Linked DNA regions of Homo sapiens: regions 2, 3, 4 and 5 are each linked to region 1. A link is a contact called in ENCODE Hi-C or POLR2A ChIA-PET data. All regions are on one chromosome and are shown on one strand. Each heading gives the region's core, a stretch centred on a gene start or an enhancer-like site at or near the end of the contact. The rest is flanking DNA. Distances are from core to core; before and after follow the strand shown.

Region 1 (2,854 bases), core at 175-2,674:
TTTATTTTCTTGACAGCCAACACCCCACTTAGCCATACGGAGTCCCTAAGTGGCACAGGCGGGCCGATGACAACTGTTTAAATCCAGCGCCCACGTTCAGTTGGGATATTCTGACCCACTCAGGGCTGCTCCATAAAGCAGCGCGTGTCCGGATGCAAGAGCACCGAGAACTCGAAACCTCTCTGTCAAGCTGCCCATTCGGGGTTAAGTTCAAAGACAGAGGACAAAGGAAACGGATAAAGCGTCCGATACAAGAATTACCCATTTCAGAGGCACAAGACGAAGAGCACAGGCGGTGTCAGGACATGTTAGGATCCGTCCCCAGCGCTGCCGTCCTCGTCCCCACAGCGCCCCGGGACACCTGTCCCCCACAGCCCAGCTGCTCCTGCAGCCCCTGGAGAAATCTGTACATTCCCTGCCTCTGGGCACACAGGGAGGCTGGCCTAGGGGAGGCCTGCAGGGGTCTTCGCACCCCGCGCCAGTGTCCCTGGGGCCGCTGCCAGGGAGGGAGCACGAGGTCCCCCAGGCGAGGTGACCCGCAGGAGGTTTTGTGACGTCGGACGGCCCAGGCCCCAGAGTGCTGTGTGTGCTGGGGGTGGAGGGTGGTCTCCGAGAGGAGCCGTCGGCATTTCAGGTTAGGCACCCGGCCGGTCGGGGGTACTTGCCTGGGCTGGGGGGCTGGGGAGTGCGCTCCACCCGGGAAGACCCGGGGCGCAGGTGCAGCCCCGCACGGGGACTCCGAGCCGAAGTAGCGGGTCAGGGCCCTCCCCAGGAGGTCGGCACCCAGGGCCCTTTGTCCTACTACAACGTCCCGGCCACGCCGCGCGCCCCTGTGGGCCGAGTCCCCGCCCGCACTCACTCACCCACGGTGGCCAGCGTGTCAAAGTCCTGCAGGCTGTACACAGGCGGCTCCGGCGACAGCGCCTCAGGGCTGGGGCAGAGCGCGGGCGCCCCGTCGGGGGTCTCCTCCGCCACCTTGCGGGAGTCGCTCTCCGCCGCGGCCGCCTGGGCCAGCCCGGGCGCCTCCATGGGGACGCACTCAGGTCCGGGGCACCGGGCCAGGCCGGAGCGCTCGGGGAGCCGGGCTTCCCGGGACGCAGCCTCGGAGGGCGGCGCGGCGGCGGCATCAACAGAGGCTCCCCATGCGCGCTCTCGCCTCCTGGTGCGCGGTCCGGCGCGGCTGACGGAGCGACGGGGACAATGGCTGGGCGGCGCTCACGGCACAAGCAGCAACGGCCCCGAGTGGGAGCAGCCGCCGGCCTCGGGGGGCGGGCACCGAGTGCGGGACGACTGCGGGGAAGGCGGGGGCCGCGGCCCGGGCTGGGGGGGGCGAGGCGGGGGCCCTGCGCATTCCGGGTCTCGCGCCCGCCGCCTCCTCCAGCTCGGTAGCCGCGTGCGCGCTGTTGGGGCGGGCGGAAGCCGCCTGGGCGTGACCGCGCCTCTCCCCGCCCTAACCCGGCCGCGGGGCTGGGGGCGTCGCCTTCGCGCGCGCTCCGCCCCCGCCCCGACCCAGCCCAGGAGCCGGAGACCCGGGCGTGCGGCGCTGGGGAGGTGCCCACGCCCCCTCCGCGCCCGGGGCACCCCTGGGGTGGGACCCAGGCTGACTTCTCCTCGGGGACGCACTGGCGGGCCACCCGCGTCGCTGCACCCAAGCCCGGAAGATGGGGAGGCGAGGGGGCCCGGGGACAGGGAGGGCGTAGCTCAGCAGAAGTGAAGTTCAAAACTAAAAAGTGAAACTGGCGTTTGGTGAAGAGAGGGGCTCGGATTAGCCCGGCTAATTTTTGTATTTTCTCAGTAGAGACAGGGTTTCACCATGTTGGCCAGGCTGGTCTGGAACTCCTGAGCACAAGTGAACCGCCTGCCTCGTTCTCCCAAAGTGCTGGGACTACAGGTATAAGCCACCACGCCCAGCCTCTGATTGGCTTTAAGTCATAGAAAATAGGATTGCTCAGCTGGCAATCTGCATACAGATCCCCTCTGCCCTCCCCCCAAAAAGTTCAGTACTCCTGCGGGTGCTTGTTTGGGACCTGAGAGAATTTGGAATGAGGGCGGATCCCCAAGAGGGGCTGCCGGGTCTTCGGGATGAGTTCAGCGTCCTGGTTTTGCTGTAGGACTCTGGTGATTCTAGATTTCTACTTGGAAGGGGCGGGGAAGGGCGGGCTCGACCCTGTGCGTTTCTTTGCAGCTTCCTGTGGATCTAGAATTCTTTACAAATAAACATTCCTTTAAAAAACTAGGGAAAGACAGATTTGAGAGATCGCCCGACCAAATGTAGTGCGTGAAACTTGATTGGTCACTGTTTCAAACACCCCGGCGACAACCCTATAAAGAATTGTGCAGAGGCATTTCAATTTCAGAAACCCCAAAGATTTTTTTTTCCTGGCTTAAGTGTGGCTCAGGCAATAGTTGGACATACTTATATTTAAAACCCATATCCGTGTGGATTTGAAATGCAAATATAGCTAGATATTTGGTCACCCCTTTCCCCAGGGAAATGCAGACAGTGCTTAACTTGCGGGCCTGGCACGGCCTGGACGCTGCGCCCCTGACCCGCGACCAGGGCGGCCCAGGCTGCCGGTTCGCCGACCACAGTTTGAGCAGCAAGGGGTCAAACTGCAAACGCCTTTGTTTTGAGGGATCTCAGCGATTCTGCGATTGGAGGGGGTCTCCAGTCCCTCAGTCCGCAGGTCAGGGGGGCTTTCCGAGAGCCAAAGCGGCCTCTAAGTCAGAACGGACACATTTTTAGGGGGACCAGGCCGAGCCATCCTTCCACAGCTAACGGGGAGGGGGAGTCAGGAAGTCTGAACCTGGCTCAGGCTTTGGATTTCTGGCCCCTGGCTGCCAGCCTCGCCCA
Region 2 (2,854 bases), core at 116-2,615, 4.2 Mb after region 1:
TGCAGATGCTGCCCCCAAGTGGTAAATGCCCAGAAATCCACACGCTGCAAATGATAGGTTGATGTGCTTCATTCTAGCTGTAGCACTGGCAATACAAAAAACAAAAATGCTGTAAGTTGGAATAGTTTATCCCACATACTGTGTAGTCTTATGTTGATCATCGTTCCAAGGCTTTCTTCTAACATCATTCTCTGTTTTAAGCACAGTGGTTTCAATTAATTCTAATTAAACACAAGAATCTTTCAAGGAAACCCTTTCTTTCCCTCCTCACCTTGACCCAAGTCTTATACATTAAAACAAAACAAAACAAAAACATTCCACATTTATTCGGTACATAGATTATGAATCTACGATTTAATTACTTGGCAGGAAACAGACGTATAAATTCCAGTTGACAAGGGCATTTGGTCTTTTCTCTTGACCCTTTGAAACGTTTTGCGGGTGGGGGCGGCACTACCATTATGAAACAGAAAATTATTAGAGACCGTATCAAATTCCAAATGAACAATACATTTGTTCTTGGTAAGTGTATCAGAAGATTTCAAATACAGTTCCCTACTCCCCTTCCCAATTTCTATTGTGAGCACCCATGCTTTTATGAACGCCAATACAATTACTCAGTAACGCAATAAGCAATCACTCAACAATGCAATACATTTCTTTGCCAAGTATCTCAACACAAACTGAGGTCATGCCTGGTGAAGGCAATTTAAGGCTCTATGAAATGTCAGCCACGCCACTTTATACTTGGAACACATCTAAATACAAAATTACATGTTTTCCTATGCCTCAGTGCGCACAATTTGCCCAAGTGAATGAAATTGTGCCTCCACAAGGCTGTCCATTCTGAAGGTCTCAGGGTTTCCTTGGGGGCCCAAGGGCCCCATTCAGGGACCCCAAGATGAGGCACATTACAGGGCCTCGAATTTAGGGACCTAAGACCGCCTGTTCCTGATGCACCCGGCCAGGCCCTGTGAGGGCAGGTGGCTCGGCCGCCGCAGGCTGCGCTGGCGTCCGCGTAGGCTGAGTCCCAGTCATCGATCCGGGGTCAAGCCCCAGTTTTGATTCCACTTCTGCAAATGGGGACGGGAAGGGGGTTGGGTGTGTAGCAACCAGGCGGCCAGGCCCAGCCAGCACAGGCTCAGTGCCCTCCCGCGGCTTGGAGGCCGGCAGGGCCGGGGTGGTCCCCGCATCAGTCCCGCAGGAGCACACCCTTGCTGGGCCCCAGGGCTCCGTACCAATGCAGCCCCGGGACACTTCCGTGTTGAACGAGTCCCTTTAACCAGATGGCGGGGCCGGGCCGTCACTCAACGCCATTCCGCCACCAAGGCCGCGCTACGCTCTCCGCGAGCCGGCCCAGGAAAGTCCTGCGGCAGGGGTTGGTACCGCCTCCCGCGCAGGTATGTGACGTCATCGCGCCGACGAAGGCGCCCGCTAGGCCCCGCCTGCTCTATTTAAACTTCTGGACTCAACCTGGCCGCTAGACCGGAGCGTCCTCCAGCGCAGGCAAGGATTCCTCGTTTAGAGTCATGTTATCTTCGAGTACCTAGAGAGACATTTTAACCCACACCCTAGAGAGGCGTTGTAATCCTTACGTGTCTTTTAACGCTACTTGGCCCTTACCTGCGAGCAACTGACCTTTAATAATCCTCATTTTCTGTGCCCCGGAAGTGCCTTACCCTCTTCGCGTCTGTTTCCCGGAAGTGGTTCTTCTCCCTCTCCACCCTTTCGCCCGCCTGGGCGGTCCAGCTGCCCCTAGGGGCCAACTCCAGCGGCTATTTTGGGGCTGGACATCCCGCAGCTTTTCAAGGCGTGCCTTTGGTTTTTTTAAGAAGTGCTATCTAAAGGAAAAGCTGGACTATGACTCTGGGGAACTTTCATATCCTCAGTTGACCTTAGGCTGTGTGACCTTGAGCAGGTAGCATAACCTCTCTGAGTTTCCCGCGTGCCTTATGTGCAGATTGAGATGCTAAAATGAGAGAGCTAAATTGGAAAGCTTTTTCCACATAGGGGGCCGTGAGCAGGTGGCTGTTTTGTCCTCTGGCACCTTTGGCTCAGACTTAAGCAGCTTCAACGACCGCCAAGATGCCTGCCATGCCCACCAAGATTTAAAGGACTCTGATAATTCTTTCTCTCCCCAAACGGTGTTTTCCTTATCTAATCCTAATAACCAAGCCTGGAGGAATCCCTGACTTCGTGATTGAAGGCTCTCCAGGTCCCCTAGTTTAAGGGCAGAGATTTACTTTCTCTGAGGCTACAAAGGAGCGTCTGCGAGAATGTCTCTACCTTAGACAAAACAGGGAGGAGGGGTGGAGCTCTCCAAATTGCCTCTGGTTTGGGCTTTTTCTTTCTGTTTTGGTGTATCGTCTCTGGCCAACAACACCTGTGAGTCCTTGATGTGACGATTAGGGAAGATGTTTTTAATTCACATAACTATTCTTTAGAGAAAATTGATCCTGAAACACCTTATTGCCTTATCGTAGAATGACTGCATTACTCAGAATTCTTTACCTCTACCGGAATTTAGTGAAGGGAAGGCACAACGTACATTAGGAAAATACAGGACACACTCCAGTCCTTAAACCTTCCACAATCTTCTAGCTCTTTAAGGTCGAGTGTGATCCTCCCCAGAACTGCATCTTCCAGGAAGCTCATGAGAAAGGAAGGATCCCAGGTCCCATCTCTGATCTGAGTCGGCATCTGCGTTTTAACAGAATCCTGAAGCAGTGGTCTAACTCCTTTGGTGGTGTTATTGTTTGCATGTATACCTCCAAAATTCACATATTGAAATACTAACCCCCAAGGTGATAGTATTAGGAGGTGGGGCCTTTGGGAGGTAATTAAGTCATGAGGG
Region 3 (2,854 bases), core at 119-2,618, 3.4 Mb after region 1:
TATTAGCTGTGTGACCTTGGGCAAGTAGCTTTACCTCTCTGAGCTGCAGGGTTTTTTTTTTTTTTTTTTTTTTAATTAGTGACATGCAAATACTTCCTCCTAACTTGCAGGGTTTTGAAATGAAGGAATGATATACGTAACCAAGCAGGTCAGCTGTCTACAAAGAGTATGCAGACATGTTTATAGATATATGAAGCCTCCTGGTGATTATGTGTCATAGTGTTAACTGTGTCAAGGCTTTCGGTAGAGCTCAGCATAGTTCTGTCTTGAGTTAAAAACAGGGTTTTATTCTTTGAATTCTACTTGAATTCCTCTTGGCTGGTGAAGTTCACATGTGCTAAGACTGACTACCTTAGTACACTGCCAAGGGTTTCTTAATGCCTCGGATTGATAGAGCAGCTGTTCTCAAACGTTCACGCGCTTAAAATGCAGATTCTGATTGGGCAGGGGTAGGGTGGGGCCCCAGCTTCTACATTTACAAGTAGCCCACAGGTGATGTCCCCGGTGCTGGTCACCCTAGGCAGCCAGGCCACTTGACGGACCTTCTGTGCCTCTACACTGTTGACGGCGCGGGATAATTCCTTATGGTTGCATAGGGCACTCCTGTGCACTGCGGGAAGTTTAACAGTATCACTGGTCTGGACTCCACTAGATGCCAGTGACCCCATCACTCCTCGCCAGCTGTGACAGCCAAAATGTCTCCTGACATCGCCATTGCCAGATGCCCTCAGGGCTGCAAAACCGCCAGGTAGAGAACCGCTACCATGCAGGATGCTACCATCAAAGTGCGCCCACAGCAGCAACCTTGGAGCAGGCAGGCAAGTATCCTCCAGGCTACTTTGCAGACGGGGAAGCTGAGGCTGGGCACCGCTCAAGGTCGCACGCATGCGTAACCGAAAAGAGAGCGCGGAGGTCCCGCCGCGCCTCGCTCTGAGGAGAGGACGCGGAGCCGCGCGCCCGCCCGGTGGACCCCAGGGACTGCTCCCACGTGCTCCGGCCCCACGCGCGGGCCGCCGACCGGAAGCGGGTGCTGGGGCCGCGTAGACGCCGCGGCCACGCGCGCCCGCCAGCCCGGACATGGGCCCGCGGGCGCTCCTGGCCGCCGCCCGACTTCGGGGCCAGCCGGGGGCAGAGCGCGCGGGAGCCCGAGCGTCCCTGCATGAACACCGCCCCGCCGCGGCCCCCAGGCCGTGACGTACCCCGCGCCGACCGTCCCCACGCCCACACAAGACCGCCCTTACTGGAGGCGGCGGCTGCACACTACCCACCCAGAAGAAGTCCGTCCATGTCAAAGATGAGGTGGGTGACGGGCTGCGGGGGCGCCGCCATGGTGGCGCCTTCTGGGTCTGGGTGGGGGCGAGGAGGAAGTGCGCGCGCACCCGCCCGCCCCGCGCACGCGCACTGAGGACCTTCTCGCGCGCCCGGGGTCGCTCTGCGCACGCGCCTTCCGCGGCCCCTCGCCCGGCTCCGAGCCCGCGCGTCCTGGGCTGCCTAGTGGCGCTCCGCGCACGCGCACCTTGGGCTTTCGCCGCAGCTGTAGCTGCAGACCCGGGATGCGGCGCGGGCCGGCGCTGTATGTTTACCCGCATCAATTCCTCCTCACTTCACACCCGGAATCGGGCCAAGCTACTCAGCCAGCGGCCGCGCAGAGCCGAGGCCCTCGTCTGGGGACAAATTCAGTGCTTGAGTTTGGATCAGGGGTGTGAATGAGGAAGGAGGGACAGTACAAGGGGCTGTAGAGTGGGGAAAGGGGATTGAAGATGCTCAGGGTGGTATCACTTCTAGCCATCAGGTTGCAGACAAATGGCCTTGGTCAGGAGGTCCCTGGGTGGGTTCGCCCGAGCCCCCAGTCCCTGGACCGTGGGTGGGTTTTTCTCAGTTTCGCTTGCCCGCCTCCTTGCGGTCCTGGACCGCGACTTGAACCGGCAGCCGCGCATGCGCAGTGTGCGGAGAGGCTGCACAACCTCCGTGCCTGCATCTCTGAGCATCCCAGGCTGGTGCATTGTCCCAGAGCAAAGCCAAGCTGCTCAAGGAGGATGCTGAAATAATACTAACAGTCAACATGTCTTGCTGGTTGTGCCTTCTTAGGTATCATCTGTCTTTTGGGCTGCTCTGAGTTTTCTTTCTTTTTTAACTTTTCAAATGCCACCTAAACAGCTTTCTTTTTTTTTTTTCCCGTTTGCCATCGTCAAAAAAATACTTTTTTGTCCCTGTTTCTATTTCGTGTTCGTTTATGTGGTATATTCACGTTTAAGGAAAAGGATTGGACCTTTTGAGAAGCGGAAATAGGAGAATTTCAAGACTTTAAAAACGTGAGGGTGTGCTGGGCGCAGTGGCCCACACCTGTAATCCCAGTACTTAGGGAGGCAGAAGTGGGAGTTGGGGGAATAGTTTGAGCCCAGAAGTTTAAGAACTGCCTGGGCAATATAGCGAGACCCTGTTCTCCACAAAAGGGGAAAAAGACAAAAAAAAAAAGGTGTAAACATGAGAGTGTATTTCTAGTTTAGTGCAGACATAGTGGACAGGGGCATGCCTGGATTCAGCAAGAATTATTATCTATGATAGACAAAGTGCACCTGTGTCTGTTTCCTCCTGGGTAAAATGGAGGTGATAAAGGAGGTGAGGCAGGCCAAGCCCTTAGTACCAGTGCATAATATATAGTCAATAAAATTATGTGTTCTTAGAGGTGGTACTATAAGAGAGCTTCCCCCATTTAATGCAATCGTGATTTCCCTTTGAGGACACGGGATTTCAGAGAAGGCAATTTATGAGCAAATTAGGTAGGGACTTGCGCCTCAAATACAGTCGTTCGTGGTTTCTGTATTAGTTTACTACAGCTGCCATAGTAATATAC
Region 4 (2,854 bases), core at 157-2,656, 3.4 Mb before region 1:
CGCGCTGTTCTGAGCAGTTCGGGGCTTCATCTGTTCCAGGAATTAGCCATTTTGGAAAACACCCGTAAAGAAAAACCACTCATCGACTACAGGAGCTTCCAAGGGAAAAATCAACCTTTATGAGACTCTGACACGTGCAGCGACTTATTCATTTGCATTTCCTCCTGGGGGGTGGGGGGTGGGACTAGACACAGATTGGTCCGCTGGACGCCCTCCCTTCCCTGACCTCAAACACACCGTGCCTACCTCTAACCCAGAGCAAGAGAAACGTAGGTCCCATCGGCGAGAACCGCCCCGGCCCACCCAACCCCACCCCACCCCACCCCACCCCACCCCACCCCACGGACCCCACGGGCCCCACCCCATCCCACGGACTCCACCCCATAAGCTCCGCCCCCGCACTTTTACCCCATAGGCCCCTCCCCCGAAGCCCCGCCCACGCACCTCCACCAATGATATCCTCCCCTCTTCCCCATAAGCCCCGCCCTTTCACCCATGGGCTCCTCCCCCGAACCCCACCCATGCACCTCCACCTATGAGATCCTCCCTTCAGAGCCCCGCCCCCGCATCACCATCCATAAGCTCTTCCCCTCAGAGCCCCGCCCCTCAGCGCCACGCCCTGGCATCTCCAACCATCAGACCCTCTCCTTAGAGCCTGGCCCCCTGAAGCCCCGCCCCTACGTCGCCACCTGAGCTCTTCCCCTCAAAGCCCCGCCCTGGGTCTCCACCTATGAGATTCTCAGGTCAGAGCCCCGTCCCTGAATCTCTACCTATGAGCCTCCCCAGAGCCCCGCCCTTGCATCGCCAGCTATGATTCTCCCGAGTCCCGCCCCTGAATCTCCACCTATGAAATCCTTCCTGCAGAGCCCCGCCCTTGCGCCTCCACCTATGAGATTCTCCCCACAGAACCCCGCCCCTGAATCTCCACCTATGAGATCGTCCCTTCAGAGCCCCGCCCCTGAATCTCCACCTATGAGCCCCCTCCCCTCAGAGCCCCGCCCCCAGGTCTCCAGCTCCTGTTTCTCCCCCGAAAGCCCTGCCGCGGTCACCTCGAGTCATCTGCGACTTCCCCGGGCCCCACTTGACGTCAGGGTGAACCAGACACACGCGCTGGGTCCCCGCCGGCAGCAGAGGCTCTCCCCGCAGCAGCTCCTCCTCGGCGTTCTCGTCCGCATCTTCCGGCTCCTCCTCGTCGTCTCCCGTGCGGCTTCGGCCGCCGTCCGCCCGCAGGCCCCGCCCTCCGCCCCACGGCCCCTCCAGATTCCCGGGGCTCCTGCGGCCGACAGCGGCTAGCGCGCGCGCGGGGCAGGACGGCGCGGCTGCCCGCGGAGCCGAGCGGCCGCGGCCCACGCGGGAGAGCCGCAGCCCCGGGCGTACGGCGGCCCGCAGGGCCCACATGGCGCGTCTGGAGGCTGAACGTTGGGGCGGGGGCTGCCCACAGGCCGCTCCTCATCACGTGCTCGTGATTGGCGTGCGGCCGGGGCTGGCTCACCAGCGCCTCTCCCCGGCACAGGCCGTGCTCCTCATTGGTCATCCGGCGTCACGTGCTAGTGATTGGCGTGCAGCTGGGGCGTGCTCACCAGCGCCTCTCCGCAGCATAGGGCGTGATCCTCATTGGTCATCCCTTGTCACGTGCTGGTGATTGGCGTGCGGCCGGGGCGGGCTCCCTAGCGCCGCGCCCCGGCAGGGCGTGCTCCTCATTGGTCGCCCCGCATCAGGTGCTGGTGATTGGCACGCGCTGCCGGCGGGGGAGGCGGGACCGGGCCGCTTCTTGTTCGGCGTGGGCGGCTCCTGGCAGACCCATCCCGCGGTGCAGCCGCCGGCCCGGTAGGCGCCAGGACCCCGAGCCTCGGCGGCGGCGGCGGCGGCGGCAGCGCTGCCTTCACTCACCTCGTCCTCGCTCCCGTCCTACCCCGTTCCGCGCTGGGTGGAGTCCAAGTCTGATTGCGAGAGTCCGGAACGCCGCCTCGGGGGCTTGACTCCAGCCCCGGGGATCGAGAACGGCGCCCAGGGGTCCCTACGTCTGCCTTGGGGGCTCGAGTCCCGCCCTGGGCGTCCGTGACGTCGCCCAGGGGTCTCCACGTCTGCCCTGGAACCTGGAGAGCCGCCGTGGGGGCCCCGGAAGCTGCCCCGGAGTCCCCACGTCTGCCCTGGGGGCTCGAGTCCAGCTCTCAGGGTCCCGGACGCCACCCAGGGGGTCCCCATGTCTGCTTTGGGGGCTCGAGTCCAGCCATGGGGGTCCTGGACGCCGCCTCGGCGTCCCCGCGTCTGCCTTGGGGGCCCGAGTCCCGCCCTGGGGGTCCTGGACGCCGCCTCGGCATCCCCGCGTCTGCCTTGGGGGCTCGAGTCCCGCCCTGGGGGTCCCCGATGCCGCCCGGGGGTCCTCACGTCTACCTTGGAGACTGGAGTTCCCCCGTGGGAGTCTCGGACGCCACCCCGGAGTCACCGTGTCTAGCCTTGGGGGCTTGAGTCCAGCCCTGGGGGTCCTGGACGTCGCCGAGGAGCCCCCACGTCTGCCTTTGGGGCTTGAGACCTGCTCTGGGGGTCCCGGTCGCCGCCCAGGTGGGTCCCCACGTCTAGCCTTGGGGGCTTGAGTCCAGCCCTGGGGGGCCCGGATGCCGCCCGGGGGTTCTCCTCGTCTGCCTTGGGGGTTGGGTCCAGCCCCAGGCGTCCTGACCACCGCCCAGGGGCCCCCACGTCTGCCTGGGGGCCTCAAATTCAGTCCTGGGGGTCCCGGACGCCTCCCAGGGGTCTTCATGTCTGCCGTGGGCCTCGAGTCCAGCCGTGAGGGTCCCGAATGCTGCCTTGGAGGGTGGAGTCCAGCTCTGAGGGTCCTGAAGTCAGCTTTGGGGGT
Region 5 (2,854 bases), core at 212-2,711, 3.3 Mb before region 1:
AGGTACATTAGCCAGAGGCTGCGCTTCTCACCTGCGGTGTATAATCACCTTCTATGAAATAAATGGCGTTTCTTCTAAGAAATACAGTGGGATTTTGGGAGGCCGAAGCGGGAGGATTGCTTGGACCCAGGAATTCCAGAGCACTCTAGGTAACATAGCAAGACCTCGTCTCTGCAAAAATAAATAAATAAATAAATAAACAAAAATTAGCCTGGCGTGATGGTGCACGCCTGTAATCCCAGCTACTGGGGAGGCTGAGGCAGGAAGTCCAACTGTGTTTGCGCCACTGCACTCCAGCCTAGGAGACAGAGCAAGACCCTGTCTCCAAAGAATTGTAAAATAAATAAAAAACGGACCAGGCGCAGTGACTCACGTCTGAAATCCCAGCACTTTGGGAGGCCAAGGCGGGAGGATCACTTGAGGTCAGGAGTTCGAGACCAGCCTGGCCCACATGGGGGAAACCCAGTCTCTACTAAAAATACAACATCAGCCAGGCGTGGTGGCACGTGCCTGTAAGTCCCAGCTCCTCGGGAGCCTGAGGCAGGAGAATCGCTTGAACCTGGGAGGCAGAGGTTGCAGTGAGCCAAGATCGCGCCATCGTACTCCAGCCTGGGCAACAGAGCAAAACTCTGTCTCAAAATTAAAACAAATTAAAATAATAAAATAAAATAAAATAGGAAGCCTTTCTACCTTTATAAATTGTGTGATTTTTAGGTTAACAACTGTCAATGACGGAATGTTCAGTACGTGGGACTTTCTTGTCTGTATGTGTGTGGTGGGGGGGGTCGGGGCGGGGAACAGACTCAATATGAAACCGTTTTGGGGTCTGACGCTCGCCCACCAGCCTCCATCGCGCAGCCACACGCCCACTATGCGACCAGAGCCACCTGCGCAGTTGTTAGCAGAAGGAAGAGTAACTTACTACTCTCGTCCCTGCGGATCTACGGGTGCCTCGAACGTGGGGCGCGTTCCTGGGGCTGGAGGCGGCGCCCAGGGGCAGCGCAGGGCCCGGCCCGGGGGTTCCCGGGGGTTCGAGCCCGCTGGGCCGGGGGGCGGCGAGCGGGGCTGTGGGCCAGGCCCCGGGCTGCTCCCCGTCCCCCGGGGTCGGCTGGTCCCGCCCGGGCGCCTTGATCCGGCGCAGGCAGTCCTGCAGCATCCGCTGCGTGCTGGCCTCGCTGAGCCAGTACAGGAACAGCTCGTCCACCTTCATCTTCAGGACCGGCTGCAGCACTTTGCCGGGCGGCATGGCGGGGGCTGGGCCCGCGGCGCCCCCGGACGCCCGCGCCCCGCCCCGCCCCGGGGGCTTCGGTCCGCCCCGGACCGACCTCGGTGATGCGAGCACGGCCCGCTGAGGGGGCGCGGCGCAGGGAACAGGGCCCGCGCCTCGGGAACTGCGCGGACTCGCGGGGCGCGGGGACCGAGGAGGGGGCGCGGTCCGGCCCGCGCTGCTCAGGGCAGCTTCAAAACGGGCGCGCCGGCCGCGCTCCCAAACAAGGGCGCCCGCGTTCACGTCACTGCGTCGCGTCATCGCGACGATGTCATCACGAGGCGACGCCGCCGCTAGCCACGCGCGCCCCGCGGCCCTCGGAGCTTTTGCAGGAGGCTTTGGTGGGGCCGAGCGGCTGCGGTGAGGACGAGGGAGGGGCTGTGGCGGCCGTACCGCCCGAGCTCTTTCTGCGTTTAGGATTTTTAGAGGCGCGGCCCATGGCGGCGTGGCAGTCCTAGAGCTGCGGAAATGCGAGCATGCGCAATGCGTGCCTGCCAGAGCGAGGAGAGGGTGGAACCTCCGCATGGAGCATGCGCCGTGCATAGCGGTGGAGGAGCGGAGTTCGGGAGGCCGGTCGGGTGAGCGTGCGCAATGGCTGCCCGCGGGGCGCAAGCCAGAGGCTGGGAGGTGTGTGAGCGGGTGGGGCTGGAGGACGGGAGTGCGCCTGCGCAGTGGGAGGCACCGGGAACGAGCGAGCATGCGGGGTGCGCGCCCGCCGAGCTCGGGAGCGAGCGTGCGTCCTACGGGAGCGCGCGAGGAAAAGATCAAACTTTTCAATAACAGCGGGCTACCTGGGACCCAAAGGGCCCCGTTTACTTTAGCTTTGCTTATCAAACAGTAGAGACAGGTTGGAGGAGTTGGACCCCTTTAAACGTTGGTGTTCAGGGATGAGCGTGAAGTGCGTTGAAAATTGCAAAAATCATCCACGTCCAGGGAGGTGACATTAGTTAAATAACTTTACCCAATGGTCGTTTTTGTTTCTGCTTTTAACAGTATCCATAAAAACACTGCATTATCATCTGTCTGGCACACATGCACCTGTTTCCTTTACATCTTGCCCCGCTTTTTATTCATTTTTTATCAAAATAGGGTTTCACCTGGTGTTGCACCCTGTTAGAGAGTAATTTCAAGGTCTTTTATGAGCCAGGTTCTCCTACTTCTGAGCTGCATAAATCGAGCCAGACTCAATAAGTAACCCTTGGCCGGGCGCGGTGGCTCAAGTCTGTAATCCCGGCACTTTGGGAGGCTGAAGCGGGCAGATCACGAAGTCAGGAGTTCGAGACCAGCCTGGCCAGCATAGTGAAACCGCCCCCACCATCTCTACTAAAAATAGAAAAATTAGCCGGGCATAGTAGCGTGTGCCTGTAGTCCCAGCTACTCGGGAGGCTGTGGCGGGAGAATTGCTTGAACCCAGGAGGTGGAGGTTGCAGTGAGCTGAGATCACACCATTGCACTCCAGCCTGGGCGACAGAGCCAGACTTTGTCTCAAAAAAAAAAAAAATAACTCTTTTTTTAGTTTTATTTTTTTTTTGAGTTGGAGTCTCGCTCTGTCGCCCAGGCTGGAGTGCGATGGCAAGATCTCAGCTC

Evidence for each region. Hi-C counts contacts between places; a loop is a spot of excess contacts on that map. ChIA-PET counts read pairs that join two places held with the same protein, here RNA polymerase II (POLR2A). Pooled maps may share reads with other maps.
Region 2: a loop to region 1 is called in a map with no recorded cell type, with 16 times the contacts of the local background. The contact joins the promoter of PNPLA4 here to the promoter of PRKX in region 1. A Hi-C loop is called at or near these places in 3 of 37 single-sample maps with no recorded cell type and 7 of 50 pooled maps. POLR2A ChIA-PET finds 5 or more read pairs at or near these places in 1 of 52 experiments (K562).
Region 3: a loop to region 1 is called in a pooled map, with 7 times the contacts of the local background. The contact joins the promoter of PUDP here to the promoter of PRKX in region 1. A Hi-C loop is called at or near these places in 1 of 37 single-sample maps with no recorded cell type and 8 of 50 pooled maps. POLR2A ChIA-PET finds 5 or more read pairs at or near these places in 1 of 52 experiments (T-cell).
Region 4: a pooled map shows a loop between it and region 1 (19-fold over the local background). The contact joins the promoter of GTPBP6 here to the promoter of PRKX in region 1. A Hi-C loop is called at or near these places in 2 of 37 single-sample maps with no recorded cell type and 7 of 50 pooled maps.
Region 5: a loop to region 1 is called in a map of CD4-positive, alpha-beta T cell, with 16 times the contacts of the local background. The contact joins the promoter of PPP2R3B here to the promoter of PRKX in region 1. A Hi-C loop is called at or near these places in 1 of 168 maps with a recorded cell type or tissue (CD4-positive, alpha-beta T cell), 5 of 37 single-sample maps with no recorded cell type and 8 of 50 pooled maps.

What each region holds. Positions count from the first base shown.
Region 1 is chrX:3,712,225-3,715,078 of GRCh38, forward strand. PRKX (protein kinase cAMP-dependent X-linked catalytic subunit) reads right to left here and starts at 1,425. Exons shown (of 9, transcript NM_005044.5): 1 at 864-1,425. The coding sequence starts at 1,029. RefSeq lists enhancers at 49-358, 2,690-2,854 and silencers at 529-808, 849-978, 999-1,728.
Region 2 is chrX:7,926,048-7,928,901 of GRCh38, forward strand. It overlaps PNPLA4 (patatin like domain 4, phospholipase and triacylglycerol lipase), which reads right to left and starts at 1,366. Exons shown (of 7, transcript NM_004650.3): 1 at 1,239-1,366; 2 at 1-85. The coding sequence starts at 72. It overlaps LOC107985675 (a long non-coding RNA gene), which reads left to right and starts at 1,453. Exons shown (of 5, transcript XR_001755784.2): 1 at 1,453-2,854. RefSeq lists a silencer at 1-95 and enhancers at 72-121, 784-1,013, 1,244-1,483, 1,504-1,553, 1,894-1,973.
Region 3 is chrX:7,146,785-7,149,638 of GRCh38, forward strand. It overlaps PUDP (pseudouridine 5'-phosphatase), which reads right to left and starts at 1,369. Exons shown (of 4, transcript NM_012080.5): 1 at 1,269-1,369. The coding sequence starts at 1,329. It overlaps STS (steroid sulfatase), which reads left to right and starts at 928. Exons shown (of 11, transcript NM_001320752.2): 1 at 928-1,299. It overlaps MIR4767 (microRNA 4767), which reads left to right and starts at 1,076; the gene lies at 1,076-1,153. RefSeq lists a silencer at 889-1,608 and an enhancer at 1,799-1,848.
Region 4 is chrX:317,390-320,243 of GRCh38, forward strand. It overlaps GTPBP6 (GTP binding protein 6 (putative)), which reads right to left and starts at 1,407. Exons shown (of 10, transcript NM_012227.4): 1 at 1,050-1,407. The coding sequence starts at 1,398. It overlaps LINC00685 (long intergenic non-protein coding RNA 685), which reads left to right and starts at 1,756. Exons shown (of 1, transcript NR_027232.1): 1 at 1,756-2,854.
Region 5 is chrX:385,446-388,299 of GRCh38, forward strand. PPP2R3B (protein phosphatase 2 regulatory subunit B''beta) reads right to left here and starts at 1,462. Exons shown (of 13, transcript NM_013239.5): 1 at 923-1,462. The coding sequence starts at 1,246.